3 separate regions of the Homo sapiens genome follow, and all the other regions are linked to region 1. Evidence: read pairs that join two places in POLR2A ChIA-PET (ENCODE). Cell type or tissue: HepG2. All regions are shown on one strand.

Region 1 (4,000 bases):
TATACCTATGTAACAAATCTGCACGTTGTGCACATGTACCCCAGAACTTACAGTATAATTAAAAAAAAAAAAGTTAAAATCCTAATTTTTTTTAAGTTTGTAGACTATGAAGATCTTGTGGAACTGGCCCCAGGCAAATTTCAATTGGTGGCAGAGAACCGGAGATATCAGGTATAGTAAGGTTTACTCCCAAAAGGGGGAAAAAAAGTGAAAGAGATTATGGCAGAAGAAGACAAGTGTTAAGATGCCTTCTGCTAGATTTTCTTAAGAGTTTGTTTTTTAGCACAGAAGAGTCCAGACTTCTTACACCTTGGTGGAAGAGATCACCCAGGTGAAATAAAAAGAGAAACTCACACAACTGCTCAGCAGCCTTCACACCATAATGCTCAATTTAGTCCCTTAAAGAGTACACGACTCAGCACAGTGGCTCCCACTTATAATCACAGCATTTTCAGAGGCCAAGGAGGGAGGATCACTTGAGGCCAGGAGTTCCAGATCAGCCTGGGTAACATAGTGAGGCTCTACCTCTGCCACCCAGCTAATATATATATTAGCTGGCATGCACCTGTAATCCCAGCTATTTGAGAAGCTGAGATGGAGGATCACTTGAACCCAAGAGTTCGAGGCTGCAGTGAGCTATGATTGCACCAGCCTGGGCAACAGAGGGAGACGCTGTCCCCACTCCATTTAAAAAAAAAAAAAAAAAAAAGAATACATGGCTATGTGTTTTCTTCAAAACTTAAGATTCCGAAATTATTTCCTGCCTTGCCGGAAGGATTTCCTGTTAGGAAGACTTTTCTTATTTTAGCGATGACAGACACTCCCCCTTGCAGCCTCACAATCTCCTTCCTCTGGTCACTCTGAGGGCACCTGAGAAGGAGAATTGGCCACATTGGAAGTTGCAATCCTGGCGGCCACCAGCAGCAGTATAGACAAAACCCTCTAATTAAGGGGGTGAGTTTTCCAGAACACCAGGAAGGGCTTGGCTTCTTCCCCACGGAGCCCACATGCTGAGAGAGGAGGTATTTACGGAAGCAGCAACCCTAAGCTGATCAATGTCTTATTTTGTATGGGTGTGAATTTTTTACTTTCTGAAAATCCAGGATTTTTTTTTGTAGACTAATAATATTAAAATCCAATAAGCAAGACTTCATGTCACAATTTATTTAGCCACAAGAGAGAAAAATTTGTCATTGAGCATTGCATTCAAGAAGTCTACAAGAAGAGGTCAACCATTGACCTCACCATGTCACACAGCACAGAACCTCAGTTCACCCCGAATCAGGCAAGCTGAGCTTATATCCAACACCCGACTTCTTGGATCTATTATTAACAGCTCACCAAACATTACATGTTCACCCACCACCCTTAAGCCATTCACTTTCAAAGGCAAGGGAATCGCCTTTGTTCATTTCCTCAGGACAGTCAAGTGTATGGATAATCTCCTAGCATGGTGGTTAAAAGCATAGAATTTTCTAGGTGCCAGTCACTGTGTTTGCCTCAGGGGTTACACTGTGGAGGAAATACATGAAAATCCCTGCTTTTATGTAGCTTAGTTTAAAGGAAGAGACAGACTTTAGTCAAATAATCCCTCAAATAGAATGAATCATTATGAAACAAGGTGAGCACTCTGCAGGAAGGAATATGCTGCTGCAAAAACACTTAGTAAAGGAAACCGACCTAGTCTTGGGGTGTTAGAGATTTTCACTGGAGGAATTCTGCTGGAGCTGAGATCTGAAGGGTGAGTAGGAGTTCTCCATATGGGGGTTGAGGAACCTAGCAGGGGCACTGCAAACAGTGGGAACAGCATGCCCACAGCCTCATGGCCGAATGGAGGATCAAAGTCTCCATTCAACTGAGTAAAAAATAGAGCAAATAGCATCAAGGGGATATACGCTACCCAGGATGCATTTGGTTGAATATTTTTATTTAAAAATTACTTGTTCTAGCATTATATCCAAGAATGACACACACGCCACCAGAACTGGTTGAGAAACTTATTGAGAAACTCACCAGTGGGAAAATAGTTTTCAAGAATATTCAATATTTATGTCTCAACTCCAGTGAATGAATAACAGCTCAGTATTGAAGAAAAATAAAATTTCTTTTTTGACTGAGAAAACGGTTTTGGCTCTCAAGGTAATAAGTGACATACAGTTGAAGAATGATTGTCTAACTTCCTTTCACAGAGAAGCCTTCCAGGAGAATCGGAAGAAATGATGGTAAGTTGACTTGATGTTGTTACAGATTGAATGATTTTCCTGTTAATAATTACCAGGAAATCAATCTGGGTGTCTCTTTTTTCTTCATCACCGAGTATTTACCTGACTTTCGAAATACTGCCTTGCCCAACTGTTTGCAAGTGTTTCTAAAATTCAGCATTGAAGAGTGCAGTCTTTACAGACAGGAGAGAGGCCACCAAGAGCTGAAGGGGCCCTTCTCTTCATTTTCTTGAGTTTTGCCATATATCATAGGTTCCTTCCCACTGTATAAATTTATGTATTTATTCCTACTCAACCTTTTTGATTTATGTATTTATTTTTACGTTTTCATTTTTATTTTTATTTTTTTGAGACAGAGTTTCACTTTTGTTGCCCAGGCTGGAGTGCAATGGCATGATCTCAGCTCACTGCAACCTCTGCCCCCTGGGTTCAAGAGATTCTCTGCCTCAGCCTCTCAAGTAGCTGGGATTACAGGCATATGTCTCCTCGCCCAGCTAATTTTTGTGTTTTTAGTAGAGATGGGGTTTCACCATGTTGGCCAGGCTGGTCTCGAACTCCTGACCTCGGGTGATCCACCTCCCTCAGCCTCCCAAAGTGCTGGGATTACAGGCATGAGCCATTGCTTCCAGCACCATTTTGATTTAAAGTATGACACCTGACAGCTTTGGAAAATAAAAGAGTGCCCGTGGAAAGGAACTTTTAAACACAAAACGGCCCAGTTCCCTGAGATGTTCAGAGTAGACCATCCTGTGGCAAGAAAACAGCCTGAGGACAAGTGGCTTATGTTGTGCTTCCTGCCCTGAATTGGCAGAAACTGCCAGAAGTGCACACTTCAGGGGGAGGAAGGACACATAGATTAGCCTGGATTTTATTTTAGCTTGAGGTGAGTTGCATGGTTAATTAGTCGAAAGGTTTAATGTTGGACTACAAAGTTTGGGGAATGAGACCTGGTATTGAGATAAGTAAATTCTTTTGGAGAAAAAAGCAAAATCTAATGGGTCTCATAGTTGTCCATAGACCTGAAGGAGCTTGCAGCTCTCAGTCACCTCCTGAAAGGTGTGGGTTTCTAGGACCTTGCCTTTGAGCACACTTACATATGTGATTCTTCACACAGGAGCTGCTTTAAATCAGTAGTGATCGGGTAAGGAGGTCCAGAGTGTTGGACCAATACTTGCATCAGAATGCCCTGTCCAAGATCAATGTCTCTTGCTTACACCCGTCACTGTTCTCCTAGCTTGTTTTGACTTGGGGGAGGAGAAAAGGACTGCAGATGAAATTGTAATAGAGGAGATTAAAGAAGGTAGAGAGCTGTAAGGGGGGGTTGGTGGAGGCCATATGTGTGTTTCCACCCCACAGCACCCCTGTGTGACCCCTACTAAAGATACAACCAAGTTCCTCTTTCAACCTCGCAATCCAGTATCCTCTCCCCAGCTGATGGTCTTGCATTTGGAGTTATTACCTGGACTTCCTCAATCCAATCTGGCTTCCCACACCGTTTTCTACTTGTATTCTAATTTTTGAAAAATCATTATTTATAGACTCATAGGGCTGAAAAATGCCTTTTAGCTCAAAGTATCTTGAAACCAAGGCAGACTTCTGCTCATTGCGGGTTCCAAGAAGTTAGGAGAATGCTTAACCATACATGAATTCTGTCCTTACCAAGGCCCTGGAATTGTTCTGCTAGTAAAACAAGTAAAATGTAGTGTTGTTAACATCAAATGCACTACATTTGATGAAGTTCTGTGTGATTTTTCTATCAGTACAGTTATGCTTTCTTG
Region 2 (4,000 bases), 170 kb before region 1:
CATCTAATGCAATGCCTCTGATTTGTCATAGGCAATTTCTATGAACTTACGCTGTTTTCCCAGTGGACTGGAGTTTATGTATCTCTCTTAATCTGCACAGCCCAGTGGGGAGAGAATCTGTGTTTGTTCCCCTCCCATCTCCTTGCTTACAATTCCTGCTCCCAGCTGGCTTCAGGAACACCCTTGGCAGAGGGGGTAGTGGACCCTCCCTCCATCCCCAAAAACTTAAAGAATGTGCCTTGATTAGAAGCACAAAGCAGATCTCAAGATGTGCTCAGCAGCTGTGGACACCCTGGAGATAAAAAGGAGAGGGGGCCGGTGCCTGTAATGCCAGCACTTTGGGAGGCCGAGGCAGGAAGATCACTTGAGGTCAGGAGTTCGAGACCAGCCTGGCCAACATGGCGAAACCCCATCTCTGCTAAAAATACAAAAAATTAGCCAGGCGTGGTAGTGAGCACCTATAATCCCAGCTACTTGGGAGGCTGAGGCATGAGAATCGCTTGTACCTGGGAGGAAGAGGTTGCAGTGAGCTGAGATTGCACTACTGCTCTCCAGCCTGGGTGACAGAGTGAGACTCTGTCTCAAAAAAAAAAAAAAAAAAAAAAGAGAGAGAGATAGAGAATGTAGAGGAATGGAACCATTATATTACATATCCAAAAAGGGAACAATCCACTTTTTGGTTTAGAACATGACATGTTGTCTTCATGCCAAGCCATCCTTTCCAAATTGTGTTCTATTAATTTAATCTTATGATTACTTTGTATTGATTGTCTAAAGCCCTCACCAATTTGCGACAGTAAAATGCACCCTGGAAGGATGTTAGGTTTAGGAGAGATGCAAGTTGATACCACCGGCCACTGGCCACCAGGTCTCCATTCACAGATAACAGACTTTTGTTTCCATTATCAGTTGACAAATAACAGCTATGTGATTGACTGGGTGAAAAATAAATTTACTGTAGCGTGTTAGTTGCACCATTTCACTCCCTTTATATTTTTAAAGCAAAGATTAAAGTTCAAAAAGAAGCCTCATTTGGTGTTTTTCACGTCTGATGGTAAACTACCTGAGGACAGAGACAGTTGGTTTCCTGGGAGAAAACCCCATGGCTTATCACCAAACAGCGTGCAAACAGTAGGTGCATGGGTGGGGAGGCCTCAATAGTGTCACATACAAAGAAAGGAGTGAAAGCCTGACATAAATTCTCTTCCTTATCCAAAAAGCAAAGCTATCCTATGCAGAGGAAAATGGAGCTGAAACAAGTATGTCTCTTTCCTTCTTTGTATCCCACGACTGTAACCACAGGTATGGCTCTTAGGACCTGTGGAGTCATTCACTGTCCAAAGGCCACGTAGGCTCATTCCTTGTTAGAATAAGGTTGCCTGTGCAGACGGCTGGTCCTGTGTGCAGGCATCTGGGCTCACGTCTCCCAGGAGGGGAGGATGGGGCTGCCGTTGCTGTTGCCATGGCCCCGTGCAGTGTTTCCATAACACAGCCGGCCCACATCCCAAGCAGGCCTGCTTGGACAGTTTGCCCTGCATGATGCGAGACAGGCTGGAGAGGGATCAAGGACCCTTTGGGATTGGAATTCTGGGTTTTGCGTGTGAGAGTTTAACTGGCTAAGACCAGGCCAGTACATGAGCGCAGGCCCAAGATCCGAAAGGGAAAGTCCTGAACGCCCCCTTCCCCCTGTCTTTTCGGCGGGGCTTTGGGAGTTTGCAGGGTGTTCTGAGTGTTTGGGCCTCAGGGATTCTCACCTCCGGGAGATTCCAGGAGCTGTAGGGGGTGGAATGCGAGTAGGAGGAGAGGTGAGTAATGACTGGTGGACCCGCATGGGCTAACTCTTACGGTTCAAGGGTTCAGGAAGAGATTTGCAAACGTCTCTACTCTACTTTGTCTACAAAAGAACACCAAGGAATTCAGAAACTTAATTTGAAGTGGAGTTTTTGGGGATTTTTTACTTCTTGGCAGTGGTAGGCTACCCACCATCTGGGACCTGTATGTGTCATTGAAAAGAAGGTCCCCTCTGGCATGAGTGGAGTGCGGTAGGCGTGGCCTGGAATCCCTGGGTGGCCTGACAGCCCATTTTAATCAGCAATTCTACTGGAGTTCCAGTGACCCAGGGAACAAAGTTCACCACTGCTCCTTACTCAGAACTGGTGATAACGTTGACAGGGCTGATGGGAATCCTCCTGCTGGCTGCAAACTCCACCTGCAGCAGAGACGGGGCTTCTAGGGAGACAGGGTCAGTGTGAGTGAGTGCTGCTGGGTTTGCCAGGCTGCTGGAGTGGGTGTACTACTCCTCAGTGTGCAGGGGGCATCCTCTGCCCCAAACCGACCCCATCTCATCTTCCCTTGCTGATTCCTCCTGGCTGCTTCCATGATCCGTCCTACTTCCCAAAACAGAGAGGATATCTAAATATCATTTTTCAACTTCCCCAGCTGGTAAATGATGAAATTATTATATACTTGCCTTTCTTATCTTTCTACCAAACAGTAGGTTCCTTGAAGACAGACGTCATTATCATTCCTGCTTATGTTCATGTCCCCTAATTAACAGGCTTTGTGCTTACCTAACAAGTATGTGGCACGTATCTGTTTAAATAGCATAAAACAAATATCTCAGTGTTTGCAGTAGTGGACATATACCAGTAAAGTGTCAAGGGTGCCATTTCAGAATCCCTTAATCTTCCAGCAACTTTTTGGTGACCACAAAGATGGTGTTTTGCCTGTGATGCCCCACTCTCCTAATATACTATATGGAATAATGACTTTCTATATCCGTAATCAATATTTACTTTGAATATCAGTAGGTTGAGTTAGTAGTTTGATTCTGGTCCCTTGTTTACTCTGATGCAATCCCCTGTAAGAAGGACCTGACAAAGTGCCTGGTGAATGGGGTTCAGTACATGCCAGTACCTTTTCTTTCCCTGCTAATGCGAACTTAGCAATAAGCACTCACAGAAGTGAGAGTCTAGAGCCTTGGTTATTGGCTGTGACTCTGCCATCACGCTTAGGTGATCATTAAGACATCATTTGGTAGTATCTTTCCTCTGGCAAGGGGAAGAGATGGCTGTTTTTGCATAGGGATAAGATATTATCTTTAAAGCACTTTGTGATCCCAGAAGAAAAGTGTACTCTAAGACCCTGGAGCACTACCCCATTTCTCTACTGTTATTAACAAAATAAATGTGTGTCTGGCACAAGGACTTACACTTAGCAGATAACTCCCAAACTATCAGTGTAGTGGTGCATTATTTTTTGGCCACTTGGTCTTTTTGGGCAAATGCCTAACTGTGGAGACTCCCCCCACTTTACCAGTCCTGCCTCCACGTGGGAGCTTTGGCGGGGTTTATTTCTTGGGGCCAAGTCTCAACAAGTTGAATAGGAAAGCTTGGCAGCCCTAAGCTTCTTCTTCATCTTCCCTGGGGCACGCTCCTATGAGCATGTTAGGAAAGAGATTTTTAGGACAGCATTTCAGTCTCGGTTCTTTGGTCTTTTTAGTTAAAGGTCCACGGCCCTGATTTTCAGACGGACATAGTTGTACCAGCTAGAGCTCATAGAGAAGAGAGATTTAGACATTTGCTACTCCAAGCACAGTCCACAGGCATCTGTGTGGGCCTCCCTTGGGGGAGTGTTGGAAATAGAGGATCTGAGACTCATGCCCCTCCCCCAACACCGGAATTGACCTGGCACCACATTCTCCAGGTGACTCACGAGCACTTGCACCTTTGAGAAGACTGATGGAGACAAATGCCCGGGAAGCCGTCTGCAGACCCTGGAAAGGGGGTGTGCACTTGACCCAATCAGAGGCAGTCGTTTGGCTCAGCATCACAGAAAACAGATGTATTAGTCCATTTTCACATTGCTGATAAAGACATGCCCAAGACGGGGAAGAAAAAGAGGTTTCATTGGACTTACAGTTCCACATAGCTGGGAAGGACTCAGAATCATGGTGGGAGGCGAAAGATATTTCATACATGGTGGCGGCAAGAGAAAATGA
Region 3 (4,000 bases), 170 kb before region 1:
CTGTGAGTCCTGCGAGAGTGGGGAGGGCAGGGATGACGATGAGCCTGGGATCTGAGGGTGGAGGAGAGGCTGAGTCTGCACAGATCGGAGAGACGCCTTCCCGACCCCCACTGAGAACCAGACGGTGGATGGGAGCAAAAAGGATGAGAAGGAAGAGGAGAGGCATGGTTTGGGGCAAGGTTAGAAAAGAAAGGGGGCAGAAATCAAACGATGGAAGGCCTGGTAGGAATGATTCTGGAAGGAGCAGTGACGTGCTGCTCGGATTTAGAAACGATCCCCCAGCTGCAGTGCAGGACGCGTGGAAGGACGTCTTGCCGGAGGTTGTAGCGCCCAGGGATTTGTGGTATCTGAGTAAGAGCGGAAGCACATGCCTGCCTGGACACCTAAGCGAAGAGCCCCGTGTTGTGGAATCCCCCGTCCTTTCTGAGGGGACAACACCAATCCCAGAGGTCTAGAATTGCCTGGCTGGTCTTCAGAACACGGTTTATGGAATAGACCAATAGCCCCAGGAAGGAACTCACTTCCAGTGTCACACAAGTAAATAATATGGGTTTTGTTCCTTATCTTTCTATGGTAAGAAGCTATGAAAACAGCAGAGTGAGTGAAATGGTAGAAGAAGACAGTCTTGTAGGCTCCTAAAATTCTTATCACTTTGTCGAGTGTTCTCTCCTCAAGGGTACAAACGATGTCTTCATTGCCTGGAAATGATGGCGCCCTTGTTCTTTATCCAAAGACTGATGGGGGAAAGAGTAATTCATTTAATAACATGGGGTCCTCATTACAGACTGGCCACCAATATAAAGCTTCGAATTTTTTTAAAATGCCCACTTTGTTTTAGAGTGGTTCATGGAAGCTTTTCATAGTTTTCACAAATGATGATCAATATAATAAATTTATAAAGCCCATTTCTTTCAAGTAGAATCAGTGATAGAATTATTATACATATTCATTTTAAAATAAACATCTTCTCTCTATCTTCAGAGTCAAATTATTAACTGAGGAACATACTGAAAAGAAGAATAAAATGAGTAAATTAATTTTTCCTCCAGAGATAGTTACTAGTAATACTTTGGTATACGTTCTTCCAATAAGTTTTTCTATTCATATTTACACATTTTTAAAGGTTATCTAAAATATACCATCTGTAACATTTTTTCACTACACTACTGAAAAACTTTTCATGTTAGTATTTCTTACTAAATTTTTTTTATTTTTGTAATTTTTTATTTTGATGTTGTGGATACATAGTAGGTGTATATATTTATGGGGTACATGAGATGTTTCGATCCAGGCATGCAACGTGTAATAATCACATCGTGGAGAATGGGGTCTCCATCCCCTCAAGCATTTATCCATTTTGTTACAAACAATCCAGTTATATCTTTTTAATTATTTTAAAATGTAAAATTAAGTCATTATTAACTCTAGCCACCCAGAAGCCTTGAATTTTTTAAGCTTTGGAGGAGATGAAGCCAGAGAAAGAGAAGCCACGTTTCCCGCCATGGAAACACACTTATGAGTCCTTCGCGATGGGCAAAGCCCACGTTTGAGTAGCAGCTGCTCGTCCCCTTGCCCTTTGCCCAGGTCCCTGATGATGTTTGTCTTGGATGCCACTGTGGGATGCCACTGTACAGTCGGGAGTGAAATTAGCCTCCTGTATGGTGGCATGTGAGGATGATTCCTTACTGGGGAGTGTGGAGAGTATGAGAAGTGACCGAGGAAATCCAGCCTGGGGGATTCAGCCTCCGTATCACAGGAGACGCTGCTGTGCAGTTTCTGTGCGTTCAGAGCTTCCACTTAATTTCTCACAGTGTGGGCCTTCATAGAAGGTTCTTTGTTGGGTCACCTCGGCTCCTGCGCTCAGATGACAATAGGAGCTTCAGGAGCTAAAATGACCGATGTGCTGTGCTGGTCAGGGTTCACTTGCAGACAGCAGAGTCTGCCCCGGCTAGTTACACAGAGGAGGATTGATTACCGGCTTTCAGTGACTCCCAGCATCACTGCGGGGGCGGGGGGTGCTGAAGAAATTGAAGACACTCCAGGCTGCCTCCCAAAGCCACACAGCAGAAAGGGGCCACCAAGAAGCTGAGATTCTGTCGTCACCGGAGAGCCGCCTGCCTGCAGGCCAGCCCTGCATGTGACTGTTGCTGCTGCGTGCACACCCGCTCAGTGCTGCCCTTCATCCCACTTCCCCTCCCCAGGTCAGTTCAGAATTCGAGTCCCAAGCAATTGTTCCTGATGGGGAAATGGCAATTCCATTTTAGGTGACCTGAATTAGGTATTAGGTGCCTTGTATGCCAGTTCTCCAGAGAAACAACACACGCGCATGTGCGTGTGTGTGTGTGTGTGTGTGTGTGAGTGGAGAGAGAGAGAGAGAGAGAGAGATTTATTACAAGGAAGCTGCTCACACAGCAATGGAGGCTTGACAAGTCTAAAATCCGCAGGGTGGGTCTGCGGGCTAGAGACCCAGGAGAGCTAATGGTGGAGCTCCAGTTCAAATGTTGTCTGCTGACAGAATTCTTTCTTGCTTGGAGGAGGTCAGTCTTTTGTTCTATTCAGGCCCTCAACTGATGAGATGAGCCCCTCCCACTTCACAGAGGACAATCTGCTTTACTCAAAGCCCACTGATTGAAATGTTCATTTCATCCCAAAACAAACACCCTTATGGAAAAATCCAGAATAGTATTTGACTAAACATGAGGGCACTGTGGCCCAGCCAAGTTAATGCATAAAATTCACCATCACGTGTGTGCCCTGTTGCATGGGACTCTAACAAATTCCTCCCACCCTCTACAGCACAGGAAGGCGCCCCAGAGAGAGGCTGGAATACACACTGTGTGAGCCAGTCTGCAGACTCTGCCAGATGCCTATGGAGACATCCTTGTGAAATTAGAATAGCTCTTCTCAGTTTATTTATGGAATCTTCTTGAAGATCAAAGATGCAGCACCGCTGTTGGTTTTGGTTTCCCCTATTATAACGGAGTCTGAATGAAAGGTGAGCAATTCTATTTAGGTTCTAGCCTAGATGTGGGGGGAAAGATGTCTATGCTAAGCATGACCATTGAGGTTTACAAAAACAAAAGTAGGGTCGCAAGCTAACAAAGAAAAACTAGAGAAAAGATTCTCCTGGCCATGCCCACAGCTGTTCCCAGAAGCTTCCTGAAACTGGTGATTTTATGTTCCTACCTTTCCTCTTAAGACTCCTGATGTACGTCCATTTCCCTGAGTTAATATAAAGTGACCAACTGCCAAGGTTTTCAGTTTCTCTCAAAATTTCAGCCAAACGCCTTGGAGGGAGGGCCTGAAGTCCTCCCACTAGAATTCAGCAGATCAACTCTCGAAGCTGCTCTCTTGACCACTGAATAGTTTCAGGTTCCTTAGGCAGTAATGAAAATATATAATAATCATTAACGTTTGGAGGGTGCTCTATATTTGGAATTATTTTCATATCTCTTGTGTTCTTTGGTCTTCACAACACGTCTTGGAGTTATTTTTTTCCCCAGATAGAGAAAACAGAAACTTGAGTACTTTTTTTGTTTTGAGACAGGGTCTTGCTGTGTCACCCTGGCTGGACTACAGTGGTATGATCACAGCTCACTACAGCCTCAAACTTCCAGGCTCAAGAGATCCTTCCATCTCAGCCTCCCGAGTGTCTGGGTCTGCAGGAGCACACCACCACACCCAGCTTATTTTTGTATTTTTAGTAGAGATGGGATTTTGCCATGTTGCTCAGGCTGATCTCAAACTCCTGACGCTATGACCCAGGCTGGAGTGCGGTGGCATGATAACAACTCACTGTAGCCTCAACCTCCCAGGCTCAATTGATCCTCCTGCCTCAGCCTCCCGAGCAGCTGGGACTACAGATGCAAAACACCACACCCGGCTAATTTTTAAATTTTTTATGGAGACAGAGTCCCACTATGTTGCCCAGGCTGGTCTCGAAATCCTGGGCTCAAGCTATTTGCCTGCCTCTGCCTCCCAAAGTGCTGGGATTACAGGT

Evidence for each region. Peaks named below come from ENCODE experiments on the same cell type or tissue, not always from the same donor. Only the 100,000 strongest peaks of a DNase experiment are listed, where the experiment ranks them.
Region 2: POLR2A ChIA-PET joins it to region 1 with 13 read pairs; 2 of 35 experiments call an interaction of 5 or more read pairs at or near these places.
Region 3: POLR2A ChIA-PET joins it to region 1 with 11 read pairs; 2 of 35 experiments call an interaction of 5 or more read pairs at or near these places.

The regions. Positions count from the first base shown.
Region 1 is chr10:7,705,012-7,709,011 of GRCh38, forward strand. ITIH2 (inter-alpha-trypsin inhibitor heavy chain 2) reads left to right here. Exons shown (of 21, transcript NM_002216.3): 2 at 97-171; 3 at 2,190-2,222. Among named protein-coding and RNA genes, the nearest start is that of ITIH2, 3.7 kb to the left of the region's middle. In HepG2, no CTCF peak of the experiment used is centred here; DNase peaks (open chromatin) are centred at 900, 1,890 and 2,310; H3K4me3 peaks cover 2,454 bases.
Region 2 is chr10:7,539,832-7,543,831 of GRCh38, forward strand. It overlaps LOC105376391 (a long non-coding RNA gene), which reads left to right and starts at 1,568. Exons shown (of 2, transcript XR_930632.2): 1 at 1,568-1,805. RefSeq lists an enhancer at 1,658-2,517. In HepG2, a CTCF peak has its summit at 2,197; DNase peaks (open chromatin) are centred at 1,490, 1,800 and 2,130; H3K4me3 peaks cover 1,874 bases.
Region 3 is chr10:7,531,293-7,535,292 of GRCh38, forward strand. It overlaps LOC105376390 (a long non-coding RNA gene), which reads left to right and starts at 2,089. Exons shown (of 3, transcript NR_188188.1): 1 at 2,089-2,201; 2 at 2,797-2,995. In HepG2, no CTCF peak of the experiment used is centred here; a DNase peak (open chromatin) is centred at 1,899; H3K4me3 peaks cover 874 bases.